Regions from separate parts of the Homo sapiens genome. Here region 1 is linked to region 2. Evidence: read pairs that join two places in POLR2A ChIA-PET (ENCODE). Cell type or tissue: IMR-90. All regions are shown on one strand. Links, peaks and the distances in the headings refer to the core of each region. The heading gives the core; the rest is flanking DNA. Region 1 overlaps KIFAP3 (kinesin associated protein 3). Region 2 overlaps KIFAP3 (kinesin associated protein 3).

Evidence for each region. Peaks named below come from ENCODE experiments on the same cell type or tissue, not always from the same donor. Only the 100,000 strongest peaks of a DNase experiment are listed, where the experiment ranks them.
Region 1: POLR2A ChIA-PET joins it to region 2 with 13 read pairs; 3 of 35 experiments call an interaction of 5 or more read pairs at or near these places.

The regions. Positions count from the first base shown.
Region 1 is chr1:169,995,172-170,003,128 of GRCh38, reverse strand. All of the region lies in intron 10 of KIFAP3 (kinesin associated protein 3), which reads left to right. Among named protein-coding and RNA genes, the nearest start is that of KIFAP3, 76 kb to the left of the region's middle. In IMR-90, for the core only: no CTCF peak of the experiment used is centred there; a DNase peak (open chromatin) is centred at 3,528; H3K27ac peaks cover 144 bases.
Region 2 is chr1:170,060,878-170,068,834 of GRCh38, reverse strand. The region is part of intron 1 of KIFAP3 (kinesin associated protein 3); the gene reads left to right. Among named protein-coding and RNA genes, the nearest start is that of KIFAP3, 9.8 kb to the left of the region's middle. In IMR-90, for the core only: no CTCF peak of the experiment used is centred there; no DNase peak of the experiment used is centred there.

The DNA.
Region 1 (7,957 bases), core at 1,564-6,563, 66 kb after region 2:
ATTTTATATATCTTTTGTTTAATTTCATTTTTATTGTACTTTAATAAAAATGTTAGGGGAAGAAATGAAAAAACCTGGCTCACCACCACAGATAGTTTGAGAACCACTGTTCAAATAGATGAAATGGCAGTCTTAATCCTAGGTTAGTAAACTGTTCTTTAAACGTATTCAGAAGTCCATATAATTAGAACCCAGTATCACAGAATTACCCTGCCTTGGGATACCTCCTTAGCTCATTTATAAGCAGAGATGAGAATGTTTCTCATCCTTAAAAACTGAGGAATTAGTAGTGTTACCAATAGATGTTGCTAAGCTTTTCTATACTTAGAATAAGTGAATATTCATCTGGTGTACTTGTGTTAAGCATTTTCATATATAATTTATAAACCTATGCAAATTAACTAAAAAAGTTAATAGCTCTGACATATTTCTTAAAGTTATCTTTTAATCAGCAGAGCCACCCTGGTCAGTGATAAACGTATGGCACTGAAAGCTACTAGTATGAAGGTTTGAGCCATCATTTAAATTTTGATTCTGAGTTCTACCTGTGTAAATTTTGATTCTTCTAACTTTAAGAGTTTTAAATCTGTGCCAGTTTGCATGGCTGGCTTGTGCAGAAACTAATGTTATTGGTTATGACAGGAAAATTGGGACTCCTAAATTCAATAGCACATCAGGCCTGTTTCACAATTTTATGTGAATAATTTCAAAAGGTCTAATTTTTAGTCAGTAATGTTAGACCATATTGTCTTCATTGGAAGACAAATTAGAGTTTCTAAGGTGTTCCATATTGATATAAATGTTTCTCTATTCTGTGAGTAGACCCAAAATTGATTTTGAGAGTAAGAATGGCACCTGATTCATTTTTGTCTAGATTACATTTAGGTAATATGGGTTTGGGGCATTTTACAGAGCTGTAGAACAGTTTCATCAGCATGTAAGGAGTCAGACCAGGTCAAGAGTTAAGTGACAAATGTTTGATTTCTTCCGGTTTAGACAAGTCTGATTTCCCTTATTTTTGGAGATCACCAGAGCAGATACTGTTGAACTCTAAACTTTGATCATATAAAAACTAAGGGTTATTTCCTTTGACCATTCTGTCATATGTCTTTAAAAGAAAATTGACAAAGTTAACTTCTGAACACCTTTGAAATTTTTCCACAATTTTAAATTCACTTATTTACTTTATATTAATATGATCTAACTTTTAATTTACCAACAGCATCATAAAGAATGAAAAAATGAAACTTTATTTTGTGAAGAAAGCAACATTTTGCCTTTTCTGACTTATTAAAAACTGTTTGGAAATGGTCAGAATAATGATTTCCAAGCAAAATGAAGTGTTTTCCATTTTTTTGAAACTAGGTTGCCTTTATGATAGTTTCTTTAAGAAACTTAAAGTAGATTTTTTAAAAAATAAATTGGTTTGGTTGTTCTGTTTATTACCGAACTGTTATGGAATTTCACACATCTGTTTCAGAACACAACTCCTCATAGACTACTACACTGTTTCTCAATTTTAATAGGCCTCATTTATCCTATAAATAAACCTACATTTTCTTACCTGATCAAGTGAGCAAACAATAGGGGTCAGAAGTGGCAAACAGTTTAACAGAAAGCACATGTCTCGCCGTCAGGGTGAGGTAGACTCATATCAAGATTGCTTGAAGTTATTAATGGCAGTAAAATTTATGCTTCCTCCTGTTTTCCCAATTAAATCAAGAAGCCTTTTTTCTTAAGATTCTTCTGTCACCAGCTGGTTCCAATACTGTGTGTGTGTGAATATTGCCTAGGGTGTCTCCATTTCTAGATGGTAAAATTTGGCCAAAGCATATTAAGTCAATGATTTGGACATACAGGCTAGAAAGCAGTCATTGTTAAGGGCTTTATTTTGATCCTTATCATTTGTACCACAAGTATGTGTATTCTTTAGATCTTATTGCAAATAACTTGTATTCTATGGATGTAATAAAAATTCTACAGAAGACATAATAAAATAATTGAAGATATGATGAAAAATAAGCTGTGTGGCAAAATGTACAGTTGTACATACTAAAACAAATGAAAATCTATCAAAAATGTTCTATATAAGAGTACTCATTTAGTGACTATCTCTAAAAACAATGTTTAGCTTACTGGTAGATCTGCAATGTTAGTTTCTCATACTTTTAAAATTAAATAATTGGACATAAAAAATTACTTATCCGTGAACCACTGTACCTCAGAAACTATTGTTGTACTTAATGTTTTCATACTGATCTTTGTAACCTATAAATTATGTTATTTTTTCCCCTTAACTGTTGGTTAACAACTGTTGGTTTTTATCTGTTCATCTCAAATCTCGACTATAGACAAATATATTATAAAAGAGATCATCCAATGTAGTTACAGTCTTAAACATTGGTCTGTGCAAATTCAAGTTTAAACTAAGGCTATCTGTTTATATTGAGTATATATCTGCAGTATATGCTCTAATAAGTTAAGCATAAAATTATATGGAAACATGTATCAAAGATGTTCTGATATAGCTTCAATGTGTTTTTAGTCTATGTCAGTGTGTAGTTAACATGTTCAATAATTGTTGCAATTATCTTTTAAGTGGTGGTTTTCACCTGTGGCATTTTCACTGTATTGATAGAACTTTAGGGGCTCTCACTCCGTAATAAATGTAAAGACACCTGCAAATTTTGAAGCACGTTGTATTCATATAGACTTTCCAGGGGTAATATATCACCTTAATGCTATTCTATCCTAATATAGGTGTGCTTATATTCCCACTTCTATTATCTTTTCATGGAGCCTCTGTGACATCAAAGGGAGTGTTCCACTTTGAAAGAAGAAGACATAGAGTATAGAAGGGAATGAGAATCTGGCTAATAATGTGGCCCATAACTTGTGTTCTCACTTTGTTTTCACAGTGTTGGGCTGGATCTACTGCAGAAGCGGAAATTTGGCTTTTGAGTTCTCATGTTCAGAACTCGTATTTCTGCTTGACTGAACTGTGAATGAAAAATCCCAAGTGTCTTACAAAATTAGTAATTGAATGGTGTTTTTACTGATCACTTCACAGATGAAAAAACTGAAGACATTTTAAAATTCAAAACCCATCAGCATGTGTTTTGCCCTTTAATTGGCAGAAAATCGATTGTGAGAGCAGCCCAGAGAGCTGATAGTTTTTTCTCCTTCAGCTGCTCCAGCTGAACTACAGCTGTAAATTTCTTTAAAAAGAAAAAAAGATGCAATGTTTCTTATAAACTCTTGAATGTACTTTATAAGTGCAATAATTCCCACAAAATCAGTTACTGGAGTTAATGACCAGTTTGTTAAGGCATTAACTGCCCTCAGCTGGGAATGACCAATTTGAGGGGAATGGCTGCACAAATGCTAAGATAATTCAGTAACACTTTCAAATAATGATCCAGCTAATTAACGGTGAATTCCTGTGGAAATCCTATCGAAGTACTTATGACCTCTGCGTTTAATAGCCAGTGAGTTCATCATGATTCATGTTTATTACCATAAATACCAAAGGAATCATAATGACTAGGCCATTTTTTTTCTACCCTGCCCTTATTACTTGAACAGATTTAACTAATCCACCTCCAGTCATTAAGAACCTAGTTCTCAAGATACTCAGTCTTTTCACTGCCCTTGCTTAAAATTCACAGTCTTTGGTGCTGTGCCAGCATGCTGACTGTTGGCAGCCTGTTTTTACTTGGGATGCCGTTAGGGAATAATTGATGTCTTTATGTCTTAAAGGAGCCTTTTTGAAATGTCTACCATTTGTAGGATGTAGAGGAATCATAGCCGGTTAGCTACAGTTTATGGCTTCTAGTCATGAATTCTTACGAGAAAATCATACCCTCCAATCCTCATTTCTTGTAGGAATTCACTTAGGGTATATAAGATTTTTTTTCTTGAGCTTTATTTTGTAAGAACTCAGATGTTCTTTCTTTCAGTGAATGAAGAAGACTATTAGTTTACAATAAAAGATAAGCTCTTTATTTTACTTAGACCATTTAATCTCTCTAATAGCTGTTTATTGCTATGTGATCTGCAAATTAGCCTTTAAGTCGTAATATTAAATGTTGGCTGCCAAAGAGTCTTTACTTTCTTTGCAGACCTGTGTTTGAATAGATGAATTCAGGTTATTGCCAGACATCTTCCCCCTCCACGTACTCAATTTTGTTCTAAAATGCCTTGTCTTTTTGTTGTAGGTTCCAGATATCTGCTAGATGCCGTGAAGTTATAGGCTGCATTTTTATTAAGTATTGATTATTTATGTAATCATTTATGATTCAGTGAATAAGATACATATGGTTTATATACTGTAGTCTTCATATATTGAAATTATTTAGAAGAGAAAGAAAATATGTGATTTGTAACTGTAGGATAGAACTAGAATCATCAAGATAATATGTGGGTAACAAGACCGTTTATAAAATATTTACGTATTTTTCTGAATAAAAGGCCAAATGCCAGTTTATATCTTTTTCATTCCCTAATTACAAAAAGGGGGGGAATTAAATTTATAGTTATTTGTAAATCAGTTGTTTAAATTCTAGGGGAAACTTTACTCACATAAAATCCAGAAGACACATTAGCAACTTGGGTTAGAATATTATAGTCCCTTAGCTCTGTCATCACCTCCTTTCACACTGTTTCCTCAAGAAAAAAAAAAAGTGTGTGTGGTGTGTGTGTGTGTGTGTGTGTGTGTGTGTGTGTGTGTATATATATATATATATATCTGGTGAAGCACTAGTTGTAGTCCGATTTCTTTTGTTCAGTTGTGTTCAGCTAAAACATGGGGAAAACACCTCTGTCATATAGGTTTTATTTGCCTGGGACATGCTGTTTAAAGGTAAATGAAACAGGGTAGCTAATTGTGAGGTTTCTCTTCAGTGTCCTCAGACTTCTGTCTGTTCTTTCGTCTGCTTGATAGCCCATCATCTCCATGACTGTTCCCCACTTTAAGAGTGAAAGTAAGTTCTGTTAAAAGAAGGAAACCTGAAAGGATAAGAGATTTCTGAATGTGTGTGGAGGGGGGTATTGAGAGGGGATCATTTTCTTTACTAAAGTTTTTTTTTTTTTCCATTAAGGGATTTATAACTCTATGAGAGTGAGAGAATGATGATGGGTTCTTATTACATATGGGTCACTGAGTAGAGCCTCAGGTATAAGATGATTCTCCTAAGCCTAAATTTTATGAACAGCAGAGTTTTTTTTTTTTTATCCTTTTTTTTTTCTTTTTTTTTTTTTTTTGAGACGTCTCACTCAGCTGCCCAGGCTGGAGTGGAGTGGTACGATCTCGGCTCACTGCAACCACCATCTCCCAGATTCAAGTGATTCTCACATCTCAGCTTCCTGAGTAGCTGGGATTATAGGCACCTGCCATCATGCCTGGCAAATTTTTATGTTTTAGTAGAGACAGGGTTTCATCATGGTGGCCAGGCTGGTCTTGAACTCCTGACCTCAGGTAATCCACATGCCTCAGCCTCCCAAAGTGCTAAGATTACAGGCATGAACCTCTGTGTCCGGCCAAACAGCAGAGCTTTATAGGAAAATGACTAGGTAGAAAGGTAAGTGGCTCGGCCATAGGCTCAGAGTATACCTCTGAACTGTGTCTAGCTTATCTCAGAAATCTCGGCTGCCTCTCCAACTTACTTTACTTCTAACTACAGTTCAAGTCTTGAGGATAAAAAACACAAAGCATCATATATATTAGGAACACATGATAGTACTGTTGTATTAGTAAAACAGAAAAAATGTTATTGTCAACATAATAATAAGAAATGATATTTATTGAATTGATTTATTGTATGTCAAACTTAGTGCTAATTGCTTTACCAGGATTCTCTCATCTCATCCTCACACAACAACCTTTTCAGGTAGGTACAGTTATTATCCCATTTTTACAGATGATGAAACTGAAACACAGAATTTAAATAACATTCACAAGACTGTATAGCTAATGAGTGGAAGAGCCACAGATTGAACCCGAGCATTCTGCCTCCAGAGCCTGAGCTGTCAGCCAATGTTAGAGTATTGCTTTTATCAGTCTACCTATGTTTTAAGCTTCTAGCACCTTGTTTTTCTCATAAAATCACAGATCGATGCAGTTATTGTCCAATTTAGTGAGAATGAGTTTCAGAACTTAGGCTGCTGTAGGTCTAGTCCTCAAAACTGCTTGGGGGATAATGCAGTTTGCCCCATCAGGAAATTCTTTCATCCATTGGAACCTGCTATATCTGGGCACAGGTCCTCTGAGAAATATCTGATTGCATTTCTCCATTTCATGTCTTCTCTTCACCACTGCCAATCTTCTCACCCTTTTCCCCATGAGTCCCAGGTCCAGCAGATCGTACAGAGTCCCTCTAGATGCATCTCCTTCCTGTACTTCGCCCTAAGGAATGATGATGATAACTTACATTTATTTGGCATTATTGATTTCACTCCCTCTGCTGCCTCCTGGAAGGCTTGGTTAAAAGTACATGCATGAGCTTTATAGTCAGACCTAGGTTTGAATCCCAGATTCACATCTGTGTTTCCTTTTGAAAGGGTCATAGCCTTAGTGAATGTCATTGCCTCATCTCTGAATCAAAGATAATACCTACCCCTTTAATTACTGTAAGGTCTAAATGAGAAAAACTATGTTGAACATGCAATAGGAACAATACCATTGTTTGTTTAACCCATTCTCTTTAACCTTCTCTCAGAGAATTGTGGTATAAGAAAGATTAGTTGTCCATAGCCTTGTGTCCCTAGAGCTTCTCTTAACTTCAGTCCTTTAGTTTTTAGCAAACTTTTGGATATGATGATCATTTTAGATGAATATTATAGGAAATTGGAAACGTATTCAGAGTTTTTTTAATAGAGGATCACAGATCCTCTGTTAAAGCAGGAAGGTGTGGGAGAACTGCAAGGAACTTTCACCTTTGACCATAAGTGTGAAGAGAAAAGGAAAATGAGAAAGTACATAAGAGCAGAATTAGGACTGGCTGCAAAATGAATCATCCTACTTTTGGAAATTAGACGTTTAGTTTCACTATATAAAATTAATATAAATTGTTATATCTGAGAACTGCTTCTTATCTATATTATTCATCTGCCAGTAGAAATTATTATAATTTTTGGACTCTTCTCTGTACTTTCTGTTCTAACAGATACCCTTTATCCTGAGTTTGCCTTTGGAAGCTACACACACACACACAAGCTATATGTATACATACATGTATATAAAATTAATTAGAGAATTTCCCTTGTTATTCTTTTATTTATTTTAATTTTTTTAGCTTCTCCCAATGTTCAGGAATTTCTTGTTCTTTTAATGTAGTACCTATGTTTTAAAGGTGAGTCTTTCCTTCCTCTCACCTTACCTGAATGATGTGCCACCTCAGGACATTGCTTTTTAGAATTTTTTCATTGACATGAGCAGCAGACAGATTCTCCTAGAGTATAGAATAGCTTCCTGTTTCATTCCTAGCCTCACATTGAATTTTAATGTTTGATTATTTACTTTGTTGTTGAAGAATCTTTTATATTGGTTATTGATTTCTCTTTGTTTCTTTTACCATTTAATAAGTTGTATTACTTGGAATCCTACTTTTCAGTGAATCCATTACTAGAGAAAATATCTTCAAATATTTTTTAAAAATTAAGTAAGACTAGGACTTATCCACAGCTGAATGACAGATAGAAAATAACTAGAATCACAGGGAAAGAGAAACTTTCCTTCAGAATATGAGTTTGCTTTAAAACTCTGTTTGAAAAGATTTTCAAATATCTCAATTTCCGGGGGAAAAAAAATAATGTAAAATACAGTCAGACCAAGACTAAGGGATTCCTACCTTCTTGGGGAATAAAGTTGGAATTTTTCATGTTTAACCTACGTATCACGAGAACCTGTTCAAACGTTAAGTTTTGCTATGGCAAATGTGCTTTATACTAGAATAAGTAT
Region 2 (7,957 bases), core at 948-5,947:
CTTAAGGTGTAAAATTAGGTTATTAATTCAAAATCTTTTATTTATTTTTTTAAATAGAGCGTCAGTATAGAGTGTCTTATTGTGGATCTGTTTGAGTTTATCTTTGAATTTCATTGAGCTTCTTGGATGTGTAAGTTTGTCTTTGGTCTAATTTGGGAAGTTTTTGACTGTTTTTTCTCCCAGTATTCTCTATGTTTCTTTCTTCCTCTCCTTTCATACCCTCATTATGCATATGTTGGTATACTAGATGGTGTTCCATAAGTCTCTTAGGTTCTGTTTATTTTTCTTCATTCTGTTTTCTTTCTGTGCCTCAAAATGGACAGTTTCATTTGACATATCTTCAAGTTTGCTGATTCTTTTCTCTCTCTGCTCAGATCTGCTGTTAAAAACCCTGTAGTGATTTTTTTATTTCAGTTATTGTACTTTTCAGATCTAGTGTTTTTGTTTGGATCCTTATGATAATATATTTTTAAACTATTTATGTGTTGAGACATTGTGTTTCTCCTTTTTCTTAGTTATTTGCACTGGTTTCTTTTTGCTCTTTGGACATATTTAAGACAGTTGATTTAAAGTCTTTGATAAGTCCAGTGTTTGTGCTGTAGCATGGACAGTTTCTGTTAATTTTTTTTATTGTGAGAATGAGAATGAGTTTCTTGTTTCTTTGCATGTTTCATATTTTGTTTTGTTGAAAACTGGGTATTTTGAATATTATGGTATCCAAAGGAAAAAAAGAAAAGAAAAAAATACTCTTCAGATCTTTGTAGGTTGACTCAGTGTTTGGATATGGCTTCAACACTTAGCCAGGCAATTTACAATTTTACCTTAGCCTTCATTTGCTGCTTGCACAGAGCCTGAAGACCAGCCAGAGGTAAAAGCTTATGATCTTCCCAGGTTTTTTCTGGGTATGTATTCTGCCCTGAGCATGCTCATGGATTTCTAGATTTCTCTTTATATGCAATAGCTTTTCAAAGCATCTATTCCCCCAAAATGTCTGACTCCCTGGACTTTCCTCTTGGGCTTTCAGCTTGTGTTTTGTTTGACCCAGCTATTACTATTTATCCCAGGGGCCAGCAGCTTGTATGCTTGGCTTTCACTGATTTCAGTGACTGCATAGCTGCACTATCCTGATAAGAGTTTAAAATTAGTCAAAACAAAGGAAAGCCCCTTGCAGCTGACCTCAAAGGAAACTTCAGTCAGTTGCAAAACAATCAGACAAAATTCCTTGGGAGCAAGGTCCACTTGACTCCTCTAGAACCAAGTATTAACAGTGGGAACGTGGGCTGCCATCTTGAAGACTGCCACTGTGCTTGAGAGTGGGGTGGATGTCTAGGGTAAGTGAAAAGACCATAATGATCGCCTACCTTGTTTCTGTAACCTTTCTTCTGATTAAACATTCACTTGGTTGCTGTAAACCTTTGACTGTCTTCCAGAGTTCTGATGAGGTTGATTGTGATAGGTTTTTTTTGCCAAGTTTTTAGTGCTTCTGGGGAGTGCCAGCCTCTAGAGGTCCCTACTCTGCCGTTTTCACTGATGTCACTTAGCCATTATCTTTTCATATATTGCTCTGTACCCATTCTCTCTCACCTTTTTTCTGGGACTTCAAGTACATATGCTAGACCTACTCAGTATGCATTGCTGAATTATACTTTTGCTTGTGTTTTACATCTTTTTGTCTCTATGTTTTATTCTGGGTGTTTTCTTCTGACTTATATTTTATGCCATAAATTATCTCCTTACCCGTATCTAATCTGCTATTAAACCTATTTATTTATTATTATTCTTAATTTTGGTTATTGTATTTTTAATTCTAGAAATTTAAAAAAATTATCTAGTTTTTTCTGAAGATGACTATTCTTTGAGTATCATATATAGGAATATAAATGTATAAATAATCATTTGAGGCTCAGGATGATGTTCTCTTTTTCCAGAGAAGATTATATTTTATTTATGTTAGTAAGGATTACTGAAAATTTAGGGTCACCTTAATTAGTTCTCAGAGATTCAATTACATTAAACTGGGCTTTTTAGTCTTGTTGGTGACCGATCTGCATCTGTTTCACAGTTACTCCTAGGAGGTAGTCCTCCTGTTTCAAGCTTAAAGCTTGGAGCTTTACCAGAGCCACTGTTGTTTGGTGCACTCTAGAATCCAGTTTTTGTGTCTCTAGCCTCATGTGATTATTAAAAGATTCTCAACCTCTCAGCCCTCTCTTTTCAGTTAGCAGATACCTCTAGGGAAAAGTAGCCTCAAATTCAAGATTTACCTCTCTTCATTTTCTTTTTCTCCTGGATCTTGGCACTGTAATTTTTTGTGCCTTTTTAGTTCTCTTATGGCCTCAAACAGATACACACATACGTGTTTTTGCCCCCAGCTTTTAAGATTTTCTTAGAAGGTGCATTGGTTTGAATTACCTTAATCCTCTGTTTCTCTATTACCAAGTCTAATGTTAGTAATAGAAATATAAAACTTGTTTTGGTTTTACCAATATGAAAAGCATCAGGAATTATAAATATTTGAGTACATATAAGAGATTATTTCCCTCTTAATTTTTTAAAAATACATATGACTTGAAAGCAAAAATTATGAAATTTTTGTGTGAGTTTATAAGGTATGTACACATAATGCATATGACAGCTATAACATAAAGAATGGGGGGGGGGGTGTAGGCAATAGACCTGCAATTTGTGAAGTAGCACAGCATTAATTCTTAAATACCTTGTGAAAAAAAAAAGGTAACTAAAACATTGTTTTTCCTAAAGCAACCACCAAAAACAGTTTTTAAAAGTATAGTGAAAACATCTACACAAAATGGAATTTAAAAAATAATAATTCACAAGGCTGTTAGGAAAATAATCAAAGTATAGTTGGGCCAAACAGGAAATAAAAATGAAGTGATAGATCTGAATCTAAGTATGTCAGTCATTGCATTAAATGATCCAAAACAATAATGTCCAATAGAACTTTCTTCCCTGATGGAAATGACTTACAGCTGCATCATCAAATACATAGCCACTGGCTGTATGGCTAATGAACACTTTGAACGTGGTTAGTACAGCTAAGGAATTGCATTTTTAATTATTTTTAAAATGTAATGTATTTAAATTTAATTTTAAATAGACCCATGTAGCTAGTGACTATTGTATCAGACAGCATAGGTTTTAATGTTCCAATGGAAAGGCAGAGATTACCAATATTTCTTTTTTTTTTTTTTTTTTTTTTTTTTGAGGTGGAGTCTTGCTCTGTCGCCCAGGCTGGAGGGCAGTGGCATGATCTTGGCTCACTGCAAGCTCCGCCTCCCGGGTTCACGCCATTCTCCTGCCTCAGCCTCCCAAGTAGCTGGGACTACAGGTGCCCGCCACCATGCCCAGCTAATTTTTTGTATTTTTTAGTAGAGACAGGGTTTCACCATGTTAGCCAGGATGGTCTCGATCTCCTGACCTCATGATCCACCCACCTCGGCTTCCCAAAATGCTGGGATTACAGGCGTGAGCCACTGCGCCCGGCCACCAATATTTCTTTTATAAAGAAAAAAGAAAAGCAAGACCCAACTATCTGTCATCCCCAAAAAATATACTTTTAAGTATGGACATGGTAAGTTAATGGTAAATGGGTGCAATCAAACAGTAAGCATAAGAATGCTAAAATGACCATATTAATGTCAGATAAAATAGGCTTTAAGAAAACGTATACTGTAAAAACTACAGAGGAGTATTTCATACTGATAAAATCTGCTACATCCAGACAGTTTTAAAGTCAAATTCTAACAAAATTTTTGGGAAACAGATGCTTCCAATTATGTACAACTCTTCCAAGAAGTCTAGAAAAAAAAGGATACTCCTCAACTAATTTATATTAAGATTTTAGAATAATCTCCATATGAAAGTCAGAAAAAGGACATTAGAAAGGAAAATTGCAGGCTGAATGAGCAAGGATGCAAATTTAATCTAACAGTGCTTTAAGACAGCATTAACAAGTTGTGCTTATTCTAAGAATATGAGTATGGTTTTATGTATTTAATGAATTTGATGTAGTATATTTATGAATTAAAGAAGAACAATACATGATCCTCCAATGGATGCAGAAAAACATTTGATGACATTCACTACACATTCATGATTTAAGGAAAAAACTAAAGCCATAAATAAAAGGGAATTATGATATAAACATATTAAATGAGGAAACTAGCCAGGTGTGTTGGCTCATGCCTGTCATCCCAGCACTTTGGGAGGCTGAGGCTGGTGGATCGCTTGAGCCCAGGAGTTCAAGACTAGCCTGGGCAATATGTTGAAACCCCATCTCTATAAAAAATACAAAACTTAGCTGGGCATGGTGGTGCATGCCTGTAGTCCCAGCTACTTGGAAGGTGGAGGTGGGAGGATTGCCTGAGCCTGGGAGGCAAGGCTGCAGTGAGCTGTGATCACACCACTGCACTTCAGCCTAGGTGACAAGAGTGAGACCCTTTCTCAAAAAATAAAGTAACATCAGTAAATGAGGAAACTTTAGAAACATTTCCCTTAACATTAAGGATGATCCAAGGATACCTATGTAACCACCTCAACATTTCACCAGGAGTCCTAAACAGGTAGTAAGATAAGAAATAGAAAAGGTATAAAGATAGGAAGAGAAGAAATGAAACTGATATTATTCACAAATTATATATTAGTTTGTAGAGAAAACCTAAAATAATGTTCAAGCTATTGGCATTAATATCAAGGTATTAAGCAACAGTTGCTGGATGTAACATCTATATACCTCCCACTCCCAAATTGAATTTTGATATAGTTGGTTAAATATTGTTAGCAAAAAAGTTATTTACAAATGCAAATAACAATATAAGGTACTTGGGAATAAATCTAATAATAAATGATGGGCATCACCTTTCTAAAGAAATTTATATCATTTCATTAAAAGAAAATTAAATCTTAAAAGTAGATTTATCATTTTCATGGATAGATGCCTTAATCTGAAAATTCATTATGTCAGTCATTATCCCAAAAGGTATTTTACTGAATTTGAAACACAATTTTAAATTTTTAAGTGGACAGGGAAAGGTCCCGCAATACTGAGAAAAATATGGAAGAGCCAGGTTGGGAACACTTCCCTCAGGTATCGATGTAAAAATAGCTCAGTAAACCAACTGAATAAAATGAAAAGCCTAGAAATAGACACACATGGGTGTGTCTATGGGTTATTCTTGCCCACTACAGAGAAAAAAACAACTCACTGTGACAGCGGTATTGCAGTAGAGTAAGAGTTTAATAATTGCAGGGCTAGCCAAGCAGCAGGGTGGGAGTGTTACTCATACAAGCCTCCCCCAAAAGTTGGAAGTTAGGGTTTTTCAAGGACAGTTTGGAGGGCAGAGGGCTAGGAAATGGGAGACACTGATTGATTGACTTGGGGATGATATTATAGCAGGTTTAGCTATCTTCTTGTGCTGAGTCAGTTCCTGGGTGGGGATCACAGAACCAGTTGAATTAGTTCAGTGGTGTGAGTCACAGGTCCAGGTGGAGTCAGTCAGTGTCCAGAATACAAAAGTCTGAAAAATATCTCAAAGACTAATCTTAGGTTTTGACAATAGTGTTGTTATCTATCAGAGCAATTAGGGAAGATACAAATCTTGTGACCTCTGGAGCAGTAGATTATTATAGAAAGGCAAACTAGGGAACAATGGCTGGTTATCGTTTAACTGCATCTACTGGCTTAGCAGAATTTAGGTCCCTCCCGTAATTCTAATATTGGGGCCTTTCATTAGTCTTACAAAGGTGGTTTCAAGGCTAGTTTTGGGAAGGGATTGTTATCATTTTTGTTTTAGAGTCGATAGAGGCAGGTAGCATGTGAGGTTGGAAGCAAGATGGAGTAAGGTTAGATTTCTCTCACTGTTATAATTTTTGCAAAGGTGGTTTCATTCCCATTTTTGCAAAGAGGTAACATTGCCAACCAGTGATTAAAAAAAAAAGACTATAAATAAATGTTTATTTCTAAGCAGTAGGGTCACAATGTATCAGTGGGTTGTGAATAGGATAGAGTGCTTTTCACATGATAAGAATAGGCATGATTTCATGAATTTTTTGTTTCATTTATGTGTGTAGTAGGTACATACTGGTTCCAGATGCAAAATGTGCTTGACTATGACTTCTACCAAAAAAAAAGTGTAAAAGACACAGCAAAACCTGCTCATACAATTGGTTGTTTCTATGGAAAAAAGTTAAAATTTATCCCCACAAAAATACAAAAATAATATACAGATAAATCAAAGACAAAAATGTAAAAACTTTAAATATTTAGAACATGGAAGAAATTGATGACCTTGACCAGAGCTTTTTTGGTAAGGTAGGAGTAGAGTTTAGAGCCAAAGTCTAACTGGAATGGGTTCACATGTGAGTAGACTAATTAGAGTGAATATCAAAACAAAAGAAGTTTTGTAAGCTTTGGGTCTGTTTTTTTTAAAAAATGAAAAAACCAAACACAAAAAGAGTTTTGTAACAATGAAAAGCAGTGTTAATAGGATGAATATCAAGGTGTTAAGCAACAGTGGCATTAAGCAATGTAGGGTTTGGGGGTGGTGGGTTTTTTTTTTTGCCCTTTAACCTGACACATTTTCTTTTTCTTTTTTTTTTTTTTGATGGTATCTCATTGTGGTTTTATTTTATTTATTTATTTTACTCTTTTTTTAAATTATACTTTAAGTTCTAGGGTACATGTGCACAACGTGCAGGTTTGTTACATAGGTATACATATGCCATGTTGGTGTGCTGCACCCATTAACTCGTCATTTACATTAGGCATATCTCCTAATGCTATCCCTCCCCCCTCTCCCCACCACGTGACAGGCCCCAGTGTGTGATGTTCCCCATTCTGTGTCCAAGTGTTCTCATTGTTCAATTCCCACCTATGAGTGAGAACATGCGGTATTTGGCTTTCTGTCCTTGCGACAGTTTGCTCAGAATGATGGTTTCCAGCTTCATCCATGTCCCTACAAAGGACATGACCTCATCCTTTTTTATGGCTGCATAGTATTCCATGGTGTATATGTGCCACATTTTCTTAATCCAGTCTATCATTGATAGACATTTGGGTTGGTTCCAAGTCTTTGCTATTGTGAATAGTGCCACAATAAATATATGTGTGTGTGTGTCTTTATAGCAGCATGATTTATAATCCTTTGTGTATATACCCAGTAATGGGATGGCTGGGTCAAATGGTATTTCTAGTTCTAGATCCTTGAGGAATCGCCACACTGTCTTCCACAATGGTTGAACTAGTTTACAGTCCCACCAACAGTGTAAAACTGTTCCTATTTCTCCACATCCTCTCCAGCACCTGTTGTTTCCTGACTTTTTAATGATCACCATTCTAACTAGTGTGAGATGGTATCTCATTGTGGTTTTGATTTGCATTTCTCTAATGGCCAGTGATGATGAGCATTTTTTCATGTGTCTTTTGGCTGCATAAATGTCTTCTTTTGAGAAGTGCCTGTTCATATCCTTCACCCACTTTTTGATGGGGTTGTTTGATTTTTTCTTGTAAATTTGTTTAAGTTCATTGTAGATTCTGGATATTAGCCCTTTGTCAGATGGGTAGATTGCAAAAATTTTCTCCCATTCTGTAGGTTGCCTGTTCACTCTGATGGTAGTTTCTTTTGCTGTGCAGAAGCTCTTTAGTTTAATTAGATCCCATTTGTCAATTTTGGCTTTTGTTGCCATTGCTTTTGGTGTTTTAAACATGAAGTCCTTGCCCATGCCTGAGTCCTGAATGGTATTGCCTAGGTTTTCTTCTAGGGTTTTTATGGTTTTAGGTCTAACATTTAAGTCTTTAATCCACCTTGAATTAATTTTTGTATAAGGTGTAAGGAAGGGATCCAGTTTTCAGCTTTCTACATATGGCTAGCCAGTTTTCCCAGCACCATTTATTAAATAGGGAATCCTTTCCCCATTGCTTGTTTTTGTCAGATTTGTCAAA